2 separate regions of the Mus musculus genome follow, and region 2 is linked to region 1. Evidence: chromatin loops called from intact Hi-C (ENCODE). Cell type or tissue: gastrocnemius. All regions are shown on one strand. Links, peaks and the distances in the headings refer to the core of each region. The heading gives the core; the rest is flanking DNA. Region 1 overlaps Ube2i (ubiquitin-conjugating enzyme E2I). Region 2 overlaps Unkl (unkempt family like zinc finger).

The links. Peaks named below come from ENCODE experiments on the same cell type or tissue, not always from the same donor. Only the 100,000 strongest peaks of a DNase experiment are listed, where the experiment ranks them.
Region 2: it touches region 1 in a loop (2.2-fold over the local background); 4 of 42 quality-filtered maps call a loop at or near these places.

What each region holds. Positions count from the first base shown.
Region 1 is chr17:25,261,820-25,269,133 of GRCm38, reverse strand. Ube2i (ubiquitin-conjugating enzyme E2I) reads left to right here. Exons shown (of 7, transcript NM_001177610.1): 4 at 521-593; 5 at 3,906-4,015; 6 at 4,289-4,368; 7 at 6,643-7,314. The coding sequence ends at 6,706. Among named protein-coding and RNA genes, the nearest start is that of Ube2i, 8.0 kb to the left of the region's middle. In gastrocnemius, for the core only: a CTCF peak has its summit at 4,487 (motif pointing right); no DNase peak of the experiment used is centred there; H3K27ac peaks cover 396 bases.
Region 2 is chr17:25,207,292-25,214,605 of GRCm38, reverse strand. Unkl (unkempt family like zinc finger) reads right to left here. Exons shown (of 15, transcript NM_001197024.1): 6 at 6,400-6,517; 7 at 4,968-5,052; 8 at 3,720-3,802; 9 at 1,500-1,559. Among named protein-coding and RNA genes, the nearest start is that of Gm52286, 21 kb to the right of the region's middle. In gastrocnemius, for the core only: no CTCF peak of the experiment used is centred there; DNase peaks (open chromatin) are centred at 3,542 and 3,802; H3K4me3 peaks cover 210 bases; H3K27ac peaks cover 2,802 bases.

The DNA.
Region 1 (7,314 bases), core at 1,410-6,409:
ACTAGAAGGGACCTAAGTTTGCATATTTGTGACCACAGCTAGCCTGCCAGGTCACAGCTCTCCCCTGGATAAGGAGTGGCCTGTGGTGGTAAGGAGGCTTGGACCTTGGCAAATCACTGGATCAGTGAACAGCCCGGGGTCAGGGGTAAAGAGCAGGTGAAGGTTGCTGGCTACAAAGCAGTAAGCCCCAATGGTGAGGTGCCCATGGAGAACCCAGGCCGTGTTTCTTTACACTCATGGGCCTGAGTGCAGCCGGTTGTCTGCCCTTGTCCAGCACATGTAAGAGGGATGGTCTCCTATAACTTCAGGCATTCACCAAACCCAGACCTCTAGGTCAGCTTAGTGTCTGAGCAAAAACATAGTTTGGGTTCATCTATACAAGGCTCAGTTGCAGAGTATGCAGTAATGGTGGTGTAGGGCAGTTAGAGAAGAAGCCCAAAGGACCCAGGTTTCAGGAAACTTCTCCTGGGCTTACCTTGGCAAGTGAGCCACTGGTCTAACCTTGGTTCCCTCCCCACAGACTCCATGGGAAGGAGGCTTGTTCAAGCTACGGATGCTTTTCAAAGATGACTATCCGTCCTCACCACCAAAATGTAAGTTGTGCAAAGAGCCTGCAGTCCACTTCCCAGCACTACCACCACCCTTTGGGAGCCATGTCTGTGAGTGCTTGGCCTAGTAGGCAGGTGCCAGTGCTGGGATAGTCGGTCCTGGTGAGTTGTCTTGGATGACAAGTCCCAGGGTAGATGCGCATGTAATTAGTGTGGTCTCTAATCCCAGCCTATTAGGATGTACCACACATGGCAGAGGGAGAGTTGTGTCAGGCTGAAGCTTCTGGGTGCTTTTGTGCCCACAGGAGAACTCGAGTCTGTAAGTTCCCATAGATTACGTGAGTGGTTAGCATATATCAGCTGAGTTCCATTCAGAGCACTAAAGGAGAGAGGAGACTCTTACTCATCCCCATCTGCTGTGTTCTGTGGGATGCTCATGGCCTTCAGACCATGGGGTCAGAAGAGAAGGCTGGACTGATCTCTGTTCAGCTCAGCAGAACTTGCTTGGGGGTACAGTGCCCACCACCACCATTCTGCCCAGGATAAGTAAGGCCAGGTCTGAGCTGGTTTATAAATAGATGTTACCTGATGCAGAGTTCCCCAGGAGTACTAAAACATAGTTTATTGGGAACCACTAGATGGAGTCTTGCCTGTTCTGTTTGGGATTTCCTTGTCTGCCTGAGTTCTTTTGTTAGTTTTTTCTTTTAAGGGGTATGTAGCTAGGATTGAGGTAGACAGAGTTGTTGGTCTCTTTCCTTTCGTGTGGTGCTGGAATCCTGAGCAAATACAATGAGACAAGTCTCTCAAAACTGGCTAGGAAAACCAAGAAGCATGCTTAGGAGGAAAAAGGTGAACGTGAAGAAATGGAGCATAGCCTGCAGACGTTTGGAACTGAGCTGTTGTAGTGGTACCAAATGCCATGGGAGAGAGGTCTTGTACTCGGTGTTGGCCTTGGGGATTGGCTATAATTGTGACCCTGGAGTTAAGTCAGTCTTAGAAGACACCAGCTAGGGATGCAACGGAGCAGAGTACACGTTTGTCAGGCTCTTCTGGGTTATCGAGAAGGAGACCTGAGGCAGCCAAGGGCTGGGCAGCAGAAGCTCTTGGCCCTTGCTGGGTTATGTGAAGGCTGTTTCTCTGGAAGATCTCTGCTGTCACCAGTAAAGCTGACCTGCCACTGTTCTGTAGAACTACCAGTAGAAATGCTCACACATGTTCACAAAGACAGGAACACCACGGAAGCCAGGTTGGTAAGAATCAGAAGTCAAAGAGTTGGTGCAGGTGTGTATTAGTAGCAGCCTGGGAAATAATTGAGATTAAAGGGAAGCAAGATGGAGCATCTAAACCCCCAGACAGCAAAATGGTGGGTTCCTTAATGTCTGATCCATGCAGCTCAAAGCAGCTTCTATTGCTGAGTGAGGCTAAAAACAGGGAGGGGCTCATGGGCCAGCTGAGATTCATGCAAGGTATGGCTGGTAGAAGTAAACATGGTTGGCAAGGAAGAGTAAACTTGTGTTTGCAAAGTACAAGTTAAAGGACACAAAGAAGAGCCCAGAATTGGAAAGATGCCTGCTGGAGCAGACTTGTGTTGAGAATCACTGATGAGTAAGGGACCCAGAGATAAGGTGAGCTTTAAAGCAGAAGTGTTGGCTCTGGGTTAGAATACTAGCTGCTCCTCTAGTGGACCAAGGTTGGATTCTAACATCCCATGACAGTTCCACTACAACTCCCGTCCTAGGGGATTTGACACCCTTTTCTGGCTTCCATGAGCGCTACACATACATGATCCACAAACATATATATCTACACATATTAAACATATATATCTACACATATTAAAAACAGGGAAAAAATTGGGGTTGGGGTGAAACAGGTTTTCCTGTGTAGCCTTGGCTGTCCTGGAAGTTCCTCCACATACCAGACTGGCCTCAAACTCAGAGATCTGCCTGCCTCTGCTTACCAGGTGCTGGGATCAGAGGTGTGTGCAATCACTCTTCAGTGGGTTTTAAAAAAAAAAAATTAAGGTGGCTGCCAGAAGTGCCTCTGTGGAGGCCTGGCCCAATTGTGAGACAGATGGGCTGGAGGAACTGATGAAATTAGTTTGGGGTCTTGACACCCAAACCCTCTCCATTTGCTTATCATTGTGCCCATGGCATAAGTCACTCTCAGGTCCTTCCTCACAGCTCTGCTTGGAGAGGCATGCAGTAACTCAGAGCCATTCTGTCTGCACAGAGCAGTTAGGGAGGTTTCTAGGATTCAGCCTTAATGCTGGTGTTGATGCTTTGTCTCATTCTTATTAACTTATTAGCATTTTGTGATGCTTGGGATTGAACCCAGGGCCTCACAGATGCTAGCTAGACAAGCGTTCCATCACTACACTCCCACCTTTCTTTTATTTAAAGCTCGAGGACAGTAAGGGTTTAACAAAATTGGGGGTGGGGGTGGCATCTTTCATCCCACCAGAGTTCAAGGCAGGTCAGCCAGGGCTGTATAGAGAAACCCACTTTTAAAAAACAAAAGAAAGAAAAGAAGGAACAAACATTCATTCCCTCCCCAGAGCAGCAGTAGTTGTAAGTCTCCATACGAGCCCCGATCCTCTGGAAGAACAGTTAGTGTTCCTAACCTCTAAGCCCTTTATCCAACCCCACCTCACCCCTGTTTTGTTGTTTGTTAAACAAGATATCACTAAGATGCCTAGGCTGGCCTTCCATTCATAATCTTCTTGCTTAGCCTACAGAGTAGTTGGTATAGGTGTGTAGTTGATGCTGCTGCTCAGCTCATTTGTTTGTAGTACTGGGAACTCAGCCAAAACCTGATGTATACCAGGGAAGTGTGCTGCCGCAGAGCTGCCCCCCGCCCCCCCAGACCCCTTCATTTACTAAAAAACAAGCTGCCTTTAGACTTGTACTTTTGGGGGTGTACAGGTTTGAAAATAAAGCGAAAGAAGGTTGCCTAGATCAAAGTGAGGCACCTTCTCAAGTATCAGCTATAGAATAGTACCTGAGTTTGGAGTAGATTTTTCTACTATTGTAGAGAAATGTGGTGTACTTGAAGCCTGTGTACACTGAAAAGGTCTTTGGGGCATGCATTCTAGCCTCTTTCCTCTTCCTATGAACATGAGAAGAGCATAGGCTTAGTCCCTCTGGCTCCTGACCATGGTGTCTTCTGGCTGCTTTGTCTAGGCTCAGCTCCTCAGGAAGGAAAGGCGTACTCTCCTCTTTCTGGACCCTCTGCTATTGAGTTTCTGAGTTTGTATCTTTTAAAAGAGCTCTAGTGTCAGGAAGACCGGTCAGGGCCAGCACAGGATGGGGACAGCATCTGCCTCCAAAAGTATTCCTTCCCCTCCCTGTCCTCCAGGTAAATTTGAGCCCCCACTGTTTCATCCAAACGTGTATCCTTCTGGCACAGTGTGCCTGTCCATCCTGGAGGAAGACAAGGACTGGAGGCCAGCTATCACCATCAAACAGGTATGGAGTAGCACCTGACTGCCCTCTTAGGGGTTTGTCCTGGTCACAGTAGCCAACAGTGTTTTTCACAAGCCCTCTCAATGTAAGCTGATTGGTTTGCTTTGGTTTTTGGAGACAGGGTTTCTCTGTGTAGCCCTGGCTGTCCTGGAACTCACTCTGTAGATCAGGCTGGCCTCGAACTCAGAAATCCGCCCGCCTCTGCCTCCCAAGTGCTGGGATTAAAGGCGTGCACCACCATGCCCGGCGAGCTGATTGTTTTTGTTTCTCTTACAGATCTTATTAGGAATACAAGAACTTCTAAATGAACCAAATATTCAAGACCCAGCTCAAGCAGAGGCCTACACAATTTACTGGTTAGTAGCAACTGCCAGCTGGCTAACCTTCCTTTCCTGGAAGTGCAGACTGGCTGCCTGTCAGGTTGGAGCTCTGGGATATGAGAGCTGAGAGGGAGTCCCGGGGAAGAGGCGCATACTCCCACTGGGTGGCAGCACCACAAGAGCCACCAAGGACACTGCATGTCTGACTGGTCAGGAACAGAGCCATGTGTACACGGAGCTTACTCTGAGCAAGGACAGGGCCCAGATGTGACTGTGGGCATAGAACAGGTGGTGTGGGCACTGATGGGCCATTTGGAGTGATCTGTGGTAGGTGTATAAAAGGTTGTGGCCCATTGCATAACACAGCCTCGCTGATAGAGTGCTCTTGGCTCTTTTTCTATCTACTGAAGGAGAATAACCTCCCATGATCAGTTAGGACTTGAATAACAGTTGAGCCAGTTCTGTAGGCAGCACGGAAAACACTTAAAATAGAGGTCCAACGAGTATGTGAGTGCACACACTCACGCTTCATCCTTGCTGACTGTGAGGATCCTGCTAATCTAGGCAAGGACTAAAGTTACTGTGGCTGGAATTCATTCCTAAGATTAGTGTTACTGCAGGGACCTTGACCCCACTGTTCTCCCTGTGTCTCAAGTACCAACCGCCTACTCACCCCAATGGAAATAGAGCAGAGGTCCTCTGAGCAGAGTCCCAGGCACCCCTGTCTTAGCCCATGGCTCTAGGGAGGTCTGTCAACCCACTAGAACTATGTGGGACAGGAAGGAGTGGGTGTGCACTGTATTGTCAGGGAAGGAATCAGAAGAAAATTGGGTGCATATCCAACCTTGATACTTGTGTGCTGCCTTCTCTGGTGGCCAGGGCAAGCCTGTCTAGCATCCCTGGGAATGTAGCTTACACCCATTGGTGCAATGTTGTGTACTGACTGCCTGTGCTCCAGGGTCTTTCAGGCCTGACCCTGTGTAAGATGCTGTGACAGGTCAGCTCCATCAGTGTTGTGTTGTGCTGCCTGCACCAGGCACAGGCACAAGGAGTATGCAGCTCATGAAGCGGTGTGCTTCTGCCAAGCCCTTGGAGCCCCTCATTGCGCTGGTGCTCAGCAGCACTCTGCCTTAGACCAAGCTCTGTTCACGGTTGGCCTTAAGGTGTGGTTCCCGGCTAGCTAACATGGCTCTGTTTTTCCAGCACTTAGTGCAGTCCTTGGTGCTGGGGTTTCTCTCCTGCATCATCTGGGTTTCTGTCAATAACATGTTTTGTGCCTGCTTTCACTGTGTATGTAGAAGCTCTTGCCCCTCCTTCCTGAGTGGCCTTGCTGTCATAGCCTTGTTTAGTGAATGGCAGTACTCTTGGTTGAGGGCTGAGCTGCTGTCATCATGGTAATGTCAGCCGCCTCCCAGGACTAGCATGAGCTTCTAAGTATTATGTCCTCCCTGTTTGGGTTCTGATACTGGGCCTTTCTGAGGTGACCTTGGTACAAGAACCTGCCACTCTGTCTGTAATCTCCGAGGCCAGGCAACTTGGGCTCAGGCTTGCTCTAGGGACACTTTGCGAGGTCACTGATGTGTTGCGACTCATGCTATGCCAGGACTATTGACTGTGACCCCTAAGGACTGCTGCTCTAAGGAGCCCAGCCTGGAAATGTCTTCTTGTTCTGTGGTCCTTAAGGTCACATTGTTCCCGTACATCACTTTTCTGTTCCCATTCACAGTGCAGGCTAGCCTAGGTCTGAAGTCTCAACAGTGAAAGCCCACAGATGCTCTTACCTGTCTTCAGAACTGAACAAAACCCAGTGCCAGTGAGCTGCTCTCCACCTGTCTAAGAGCAGGCTTCCTGAGTTTGCTAGGTGGACATACACACTTGTGTTCCCACCTGAGCTGAGAGGCCGTGGTAGAGTGAGTTCACCACTGACGTGGCTTCCCAGCAGTGGAGCCACAGACGGCACTTACTAGGCAGTAGTGGGAGTCTACTGGAGCACCATTGCACTCGAGCCTGGGCAGCAAAGCCCTGACTCTATCTAGCAAAAGGCTCAGCACAGCATGGGTAGTGACACTGCAAGAGGCCGAGGACACTCTGTCTCCCATGTGTTTGCCTATGTTCTGTTCCTGATGTTGAGGTGGACATAGAACCTTCCAGGGAGGTTGTCGCCCCTCCCCTGTCACAGGGCCACCTGGTATAACCAACCACTTTGCCTCCCTGCTCCTGGGCAGGCACTGGGTGGGTTCTCTCCATCTCAGCAAGCAGGTCATGTTGCCGCCCTATCTAACTCTCTTTTTTTCCTCTTGACCCCCTTAGCCAAAACAGAGTGGAATATGAGAAAAGGGTCCGAGCACAAGCGAAGAAGTTTGCCCCCTCATAAGCAGCGGCCCTGGGCTCCATGACGAGGAAGGGATTGGCTTGGCAAGAACTTGTTTACAACCTTTTGCAGATCTAAGTCGCTCCGTACAGTTACTAGTCGCCTGGGAGGGTTGAGCGGGCGCCATTTTCCATTTCCGCCACTGGCATATTCAGTCTTTTGTATTTTTGATTATTAAGTAAAACTTGCTTTTATTTTAATATTGATGTCAGTATTTCAACTGCTGTAAAGTGATAAACTTTTGTACTTGGTAAGCCCCTAGCAGCTAGTTTCTTTGCGTCGCGCTCGGATGCAGGCATGCTTCCCACTGTTCAGAGCTCTGGCTTCCATCTGGCTGTGTGACAGAACCACACTGTCCCTCCTTCCCTACCCTCGTCCTTCTCAGAAACCTGGGCTGTTGCTTATGAGCCTCAGATCCAAAGTTGGCCAGCATTTCCATCCTGCACCACTTCCTTTGTGTTTATATGGCGTTTCGTCTGTGTTGCTGTTTAGAGTAAATAAACTGTTTATATAAAGGTTTTTGTTGCATTATCATCATTAAAATGTGAGGAGGTATCTATCTCAGTACACCTGGCCCTCCTCACATGGCTGCAGTCCTTGCCAGGCACCAA
Region 2 (7,314 bases), core at 890-5,889, 54 kb after region 1:
GCGTAAGGAAACACAAATGATCTTGAGTCATTGGGGCAGCTGTATCAAGACAAAAATTTGTTTCCTAAAACAGACAACTTAGTCCGAACTAACATAGAAAAGCTAAACTGGTTAGGGAAGAGGCCTTGAGGTTAAGGGCACATGAAGCCCCCATCACAGGACCAGGGTATTGCTAGGGAGCTTTAGTGAACACAGACAGGTTGTATTCTCAGATGGGAGGCTCCCCAGAGCCACTGATGTCCACTCTAATAAACAAGCTAGGCTCGTGAACATGGGAGGATGGGCTAAACAGTGCCCCTTAAATCCACATGTGGGAACCCTTATGACCAAGACATCTGGGTGTAACCTAATCTGGACCCAAGAATCTTTACAGACTCAGTAGGTTATAATGAGATCACTGTCCTTGTAAGAGATGAGGACAAAGGCATGTGCCAAGGGATAACCCTGTGAAGCCAGTGAGTACACATGTCTGTGGGCCCAGGAGAGGCCCCAGGCCTGACCCCACCTTTAGCTCAGTCTCTAACCTCAAGGAATTGGAAATAAGAGTTCTTTTGCAGGCTGATGAGATGGCTCAGCAGTTAAAAGCACTGACTGTTCTTCCAAAGGTCCTGAGTTCAAATCCCAGCAACCACATGGTGGCTCACAACCACCCATAATGAGATCTGACGCCCTCTTCTGGTGCATCTGAAGACAGCTACAGTGTACTTATCTATAATAATTAATAAATCTTTGGGCCAAAGCAAGCAGGGGCCTAGCAAGTGGGGCCGACTGGAGCAAGCAGAGGTCCCAACGACCACATGAAAAGGCTTACAACCATCTGTACAGCTATAGTGTACTCCTATACATAAAAATAAGTAAGTCTTGCCGGGCGTGGTGGCGCACGCCTTTAATCCCAGCACTCAGGAGGCAGAGGCAGGTGGATTTCTGAGTTCAAGGCCAGCCTGGTCTACAAAGTGAGTTCCAAGACAGCCAGGACTATACAGAGAAACCCTATCTCGAAAAAAACAAAACAAAACAAAACAAAACAAAACAAAACAAAACAAAAAAAGTAATCTTAAAATAAAAAAAAAGAGAGTTCTGCTGCTCAGGCCTCTGCCTGAAACACTTGGCTACAGTCGCTGCAGCTGACTCAAGGGCCTATATTTCCCAGAGAAAAAAAATGCTACAAGGCTTTGATTTTGTTTTCAAGGTAGGTCACAATTTTCAGGGTGAGGGGAGTGGGGAACCACAGGGTTTCTTTGTGTCCTGGAACGAGCTCTGCAGGCTGGCCCTGAAGTCACAGAGATCTGTCTGCTCTGCTTCCCAAGTGCTGGGATTAAAGGCGTGTATCACTGTCACCACCAGTCTTAAGTATTTTGAACAGTAAAACAAAGGACACATGAATATGAGCAAAAGAAAGAAAACAATTACAGAACAAGTAGGCAGTGGGACTGGGGGCTTAACTCAGCAGTAGAGTGCGGACACAGAAAGGCCTAACAGAAAGCCATGCGATGCTGTACCTGCTTGCTGTCCTCAGTAGCTTTCTGGCTTCCTTCAGAGGGGGAGTCTTTCCTTTTGGCCTGCAAATAGAAGACCCGCTCAGGTTAGAAAGGCAAGGAGACATCTCCTGAAAACACATAGGCCTACACTTTGTTTACAATTTAGAAAATGCTGGAGCTGGTGTGCTGGACTGGGCTTGTAATCCCATTACAAAGGAGACTGAGGCGGGCAGATCGTTGAGTTTGAGGCCAACCTAGGTCATAGAATAAGACCTCATCTCAAAAAAAAAAAAAAAAAAAAAAACCAAAAAACCAAAACAATAACCAACAACCCTACAAAACACTGAGAAAGTGTTTACACAGTTCCTGTTCACTGGTACCCAAAGCTCTTCCCACATTTGGATCACTCAGGGAAAGACAGGCCTTGACACATGTACCAAGCCAAGGAGTTATTCAACAAAATGGCCTGGGTGTGTACAGGTCTCTTTTTTTGTTTGTTTGTTTTTTTCGAGACAGGGTTTCTCTGTATAGCCCTGGCTGTCCTGGAACTCACTTTGTAGACCAGGCTGGCCTCAAACTCAGAAATCCACCTGCCTCTGCCTCCCAAGTGCTGGGATTAAAGGAGTGCGCCACCACCGCCCGGTGTGTGCAGATCTCTTGCTTGACCCAAACAGCACCAAGGCTAAGTCTGTTCAGAATTGCCCAAGGGAGGTTGTGGTGGTTTGAATAGGTTTAGCCTCATAGACTCATGTTTGAAAGTCTGGCTATAGGGAGTGACACTACCAGGAGATGTGGCCTTGTTGGAAGAAGTATGTCACTTTGTGGGAGGTCTGCTCTGCTCAGGCTACACACAGGGTGGAATCTAGTCTACTCGTGGCTGCCAGCCGATCAAGATGTCGAATTCTTAGCTACTCTAGCACCATGCCTGTCTGCACACCGCCATGGTCTTGCCATGATGATAATGAACCTCTGAACCTGTAAGCCAGGTCCAATTAAATGTTGTCCTTTGTAGTGTTGCCTTGGTCATGGTGTCTCTTCACAGCAATGAAACCCTAAGACAGGCCCAGCTGTGCCTCCTTGAAGGAGAAGAGCTCCCAGCATTTCAAGTGGCCCTGTGAGGGTTTTGTGACAATTCCAAGAGACGTGGAAAGTTCTGAGTATAGAGTGCCCGCAGGGTTCCAGGCCCAGAGCAGGAAAGAATGTAGAGATGACTCATCCACAGGCACTCCTCCACCCTCACTCAGAGAGAGAGGGACTCTCGGGAGAGCTCACTGACACCAGCAACAGAGCATCACAGACTGGGGCCTCCTGAGCCGAGAGCAGCAGAGGATGCCTGCCATACCTAGAACACATATGGAGCCTGCCCTACCAGCCAGAGAAGACCATCCTAGGCAGAAGGGCCAAAGAACAAAAGTGACTAAACCCTAGACCACAAAGAAACACCTACAGAACCTCAGGAGCCCTAACAGACTCAGGGTCCAACAGTGGCTTAGCAACCAAGTGCAGCGACACCCTGACTGCATGAGCTGAGCAGAGCGGCTCTGTTCAACTAATTCAGGGAGACTTCTTTTTTTCCCCTCATTTTTAATAGTTTGTTTTTGTTTTGTTTTGTTTTAAGACAGGGTTTCTGGAACTCACTTTATAAACCAGGCTGTCCTCAAACTCAGAGACCTCCTACCTCCACCTCCTGAATGCTGGGCATAAACCACACTGCCCAGCAACCTCAGGACTACGTCAATGTCACACAAACTGTTTAGAACCAAATGCTATTTTAAATCCGTTTTTGAACATCCTGTCCCTATCCTGGGATGGCTCCCCAGGGACCTACTCTAGTGGCTGACTCTGGCACGAACAGGAAGTGACTTCTCAGTCCGAGAACGATCCATCCTCATCACACCCATCAGATACAGGACGCCCCTCACCCAAAGCATGGGGATGCCGAGTAACAGACTGAGATGCTGCATCAGATACCACTTGTTGATGACCTCCAACTGCCTAGGACGGACAGCCCAAGGGATCTGCCAAGTCGAGGGCTGGCAAGGCACCAGATGCCCGCTAAGGCCGAATCCCACAAAGCAGTGCAGCAGGGGCATGATGTCCTGCTCCAGCCCAGGCAAGACTTTTCTAGACTATCTGAGGAGGAATCACAACTCCACATGTAGGCTGCTTTCAGCCACACCACCCAAACCTCACCCCATGCCTGTCCCCTCAGTGGGACTGATCCAAGCAGTGTCCACTTACACTTCCAGGCTGGCTGCTATAAGCTGAGGTGCTGTTGGAACTGAGATCACGGCAGCTCCACTCGTTCACCATAGCCAGGCTCTCTGCCAAGAGAAAAAAAAGAGAAACTGGCACTGAGGGGCCGCCAGCTGGCCCACAGGACAGGTGGAGAGGACCGGTTGATGTTGTAACCACTTCCCTTGTTCTGGGTGGCAGGCCAGCCCACACAGAGCCATGAAATTAAAATAAAAAATTCTTTTTTGCTGGGTGGTGATGGCGGCGGTGCACGCCTTTAATCCCAGCACTTGGGAGACAGAGGCAGGTGGATTTCTGAGTTCGAGGCCAGCCTGGTCTACAGAGTGAGTTCCAGGACAGCCAGGGCTACACAGAGAAACCTTGTCTCGGAAAAAAAAAAAAAAAATTCTTTTTAGGGGCTGGAGAGGTGGCTCAATGGTTGGTACATCTGTTTTAAGGTGTGTATTCTGTGTGGATGTGTGCATGTGAGTACAGGTGCTCCGGGGGTCCCTGAGTGTGCATTTGATTCCCTAGCGGTTGTGGGTGCTGGGAATTCAGCTCTCGACTCTGCAAGAGCAATGCATGCTCTTAACTACTGAACCATCTCTCTAGCCCCAAATAGTGCTATTTGGGTTCAATCATTTTTAACATGAACAACAACATGTCAAGTGTGATCAGAAACAGCTGCCACTCCAACTGGAACAGAAAATGAAGTCTGAGCTTGCAACTGCTTTATAACCACCAGAACTCAGACTCCTGAGCTGGGGGAGCAGCTTTAGAGAATCAATTATGAGCCTATGTGACAATAAATGACCGTAGGGTCTGAGGCCAGCTGGCCAAGCCCAACTAAGGATCTTGGCACCTCTAGCTACAGGGACAGAAAGTGACTCTACAAAGCCACTGACACTCAGTCCCAGCAGGACAGCAGCAAAGCAGGTGAGCACGAGAATGACAACAGATCCGTATCCCCAGGAGGCAGGTGGGACCTAGGAGGCCGGGGACAGGGGTCCTTTCAAGCATCACAGGTCTAGTCTGTCCCAGGTGCAAAGGGCAAGGCAGGTCCAGCCATGAGGCATGAGCCCTCCCCTCTCCCTGCCCCCACCCCAGCCATCTCAACGGGCATTATATACAGGATTCCCAGACATGCCTAGTCCCAGGTCACTGTGAGACTGTGGAGCTGCTGAGTGAGCTCCTTGGCCACATGGTGGCTGAGGTGCCCCCTCCCCCACACCCCCCTGAAGATCGTCTACTTACTCTCAGTGTGTGCAAAGGCACAGAAAGGGCCCCGAGGGCAGTAGCCAGTTTGGCGCATATCGTTGCATTTTGTAGATTTGTAGATCTAGGAAATCAGACAAAACATGGTGGCTTAGTGATCTGTTTTCTATGAAGCGCAGCTGGCCGCTTAGAACACCGAAGCAAACAGAGTGAGTGAGCACTTCCCAGCTGCAGAACAAATCTGCAGTGTCTCCAAAAGCTCATGAAGGCCTGGCTCTTAGACCAGAAGATGCTGGACCGGTGACAAGGCAGGGCCTAGTGCAAGGCCCCTGTAACTATGAGATATGCTTGTGATCATGACTGGGAACCTCCAAATCTTTGAGCTACACAACCCTTTCCTTTCTAGTGATAGACAGATGGCCACCATACCATTTGCCCCTAGATGCCCTTGGTCCTAAAAACCCTCCGCTCTGCAAAATGTATTGGTCAGAGCCAAGTCTGTCTGTCAGACCGCCAGGCAAAGACTACTTGACACTCTGGAAAGGTGTCTGTCTGGTAGACAGCAGAAGCTCGAGCAATGCCTGTTCAATGATAGGTGCTTATACAAGCACCTATCTTACGACCAGACTGCCCACTACTTCACCATGGGGACCTGGGAAAGAACGAAGACAAGACTGGCACCCAGGAGCCAACATTCCCTAGATACCAAAACAACACTACCCACTCAAAAGGCTCAGGGAGGGCATGACAACAGCCCCTGCACTAGCACACTTATGCCTGCATACAGCTATGCCCTTCAGTTCCACTAGCCTAGCCCCACTACCTGCAGACTTAGATGCCCAAGGACATTTTGTCTGCTTATTCATTCTTTTATTAATTAATGTATTTACTTTACATCTAGATTGCAGCCCTCTTCAAACATCTCCTCCCCCTACTTTTTCATTTTAATTCAAATCTGAATGCATTCTGTTTGGATGACTGAGCAGCCAAGGGGAACTCATAAGGAATGGGCCAAACACCTATCTAGAATATTCCACAGGACAGTCCTTCCCATCTATGTGGTGACCTTTGAACCCCTGAACATCCTCACTACTGAAAGTCTGTTGCTCAGGGACAGGCAGTTTACTCACATAGCACCCAGGCTGGAGCTGTGGGCTACACTCGATCAGCTGGACCTCAGTAGGTACTAGAAATAGGGCAGCCAGTGCCAGGGGAGTGGTGGGAACTCTCTAGTGACAACTGTCCCTTCCTGGTTATACTCCCTGTCTGGGAGGCGAAGCTGTTTTCACTTCACGGGTCCTTCCTGTCTTCCTGCTCCCACCCCACTTCCCTAACTCCTCCAAGGCTGATTTAATACATCTCATAGCATGTGGCGTTTCTGAGTCCTACATGCCCTTCCAGTGAGGATCCCACACACAGCCAGCCCCTCTTGAGCTGCCAGTAGTCCTGTCTGGCCCTGACCAATGCCTACCTCAGGATGGAACTGCTGCTCCGTGCGGGAATGGCAGTACTGACAGCTGTCCCCACCGTCACACCGTGAGGGCTCGCCCCACTCGTCACCGTGCTTCACACTAGGACAGGGCGTAGACCTAGGACAGAAAAGCATACCCCGTGTGCTAAGAATCTGGCAAATGAGCCTACAGTGACCATGCCCCCCCTGAGGGATGCAAAGGCGAACGGGATGAACCTGAGTGTCCACCATAGGAGTCACGCCTCCCAGGGGCGAGGAACAGCTGGCTCAGGGACACACTGTGGGGCATGAGGTGAGGTGGCCCAGGGCTCTGCCTTCTGCAGCCAAGTAGAATCTGAGACTTAGGTTAAGTGACCACATTCCACGCTCTTCCCATGCTTTCTGGCAGCTTCACCGTCAGTTTGGGTTTAGGGTCAAAAATTCCTACCTCTGGAACTCATTTTTTTTTCTTTGTCCGATTTTCCATCTTTTTTAGAAAGATATTCACTGGTCCTCTTAAGGCCAGGCAGTAGTGACAGCACCATTTATTATTTTTGCTGGTTTTCTGTTCAGGTCTCTTGACCCTGAAGCTATTCTGAGAGCAGTGAAGTCACAAATCCACTACCTTTGTCTATGAGGAGAACAGTGTCCCTAGGCACTCAAGGGGACATGAGGTTACTACAAAGAGAAGAGGGTAGGCCTCTGCAAATAAAAAATATAGGCTGTAAGGAAATCTGTGGGGACGGAGGACCTGGGCCACCGTGAGTGCAGACTGCAAACCCAAAGGCTCCGGAGGCCAGCAATACAGACAGGGGTGGCTGGAGCAGAGTACATGATGCTTTGGAAGATGGGCTGATGGAACGATCAGGCTGATGGAACCCCAACCCAGAGGCAGGTGAAGATCAGGGGGGGTAAGGAGCTCAGCACCCCCAGAAC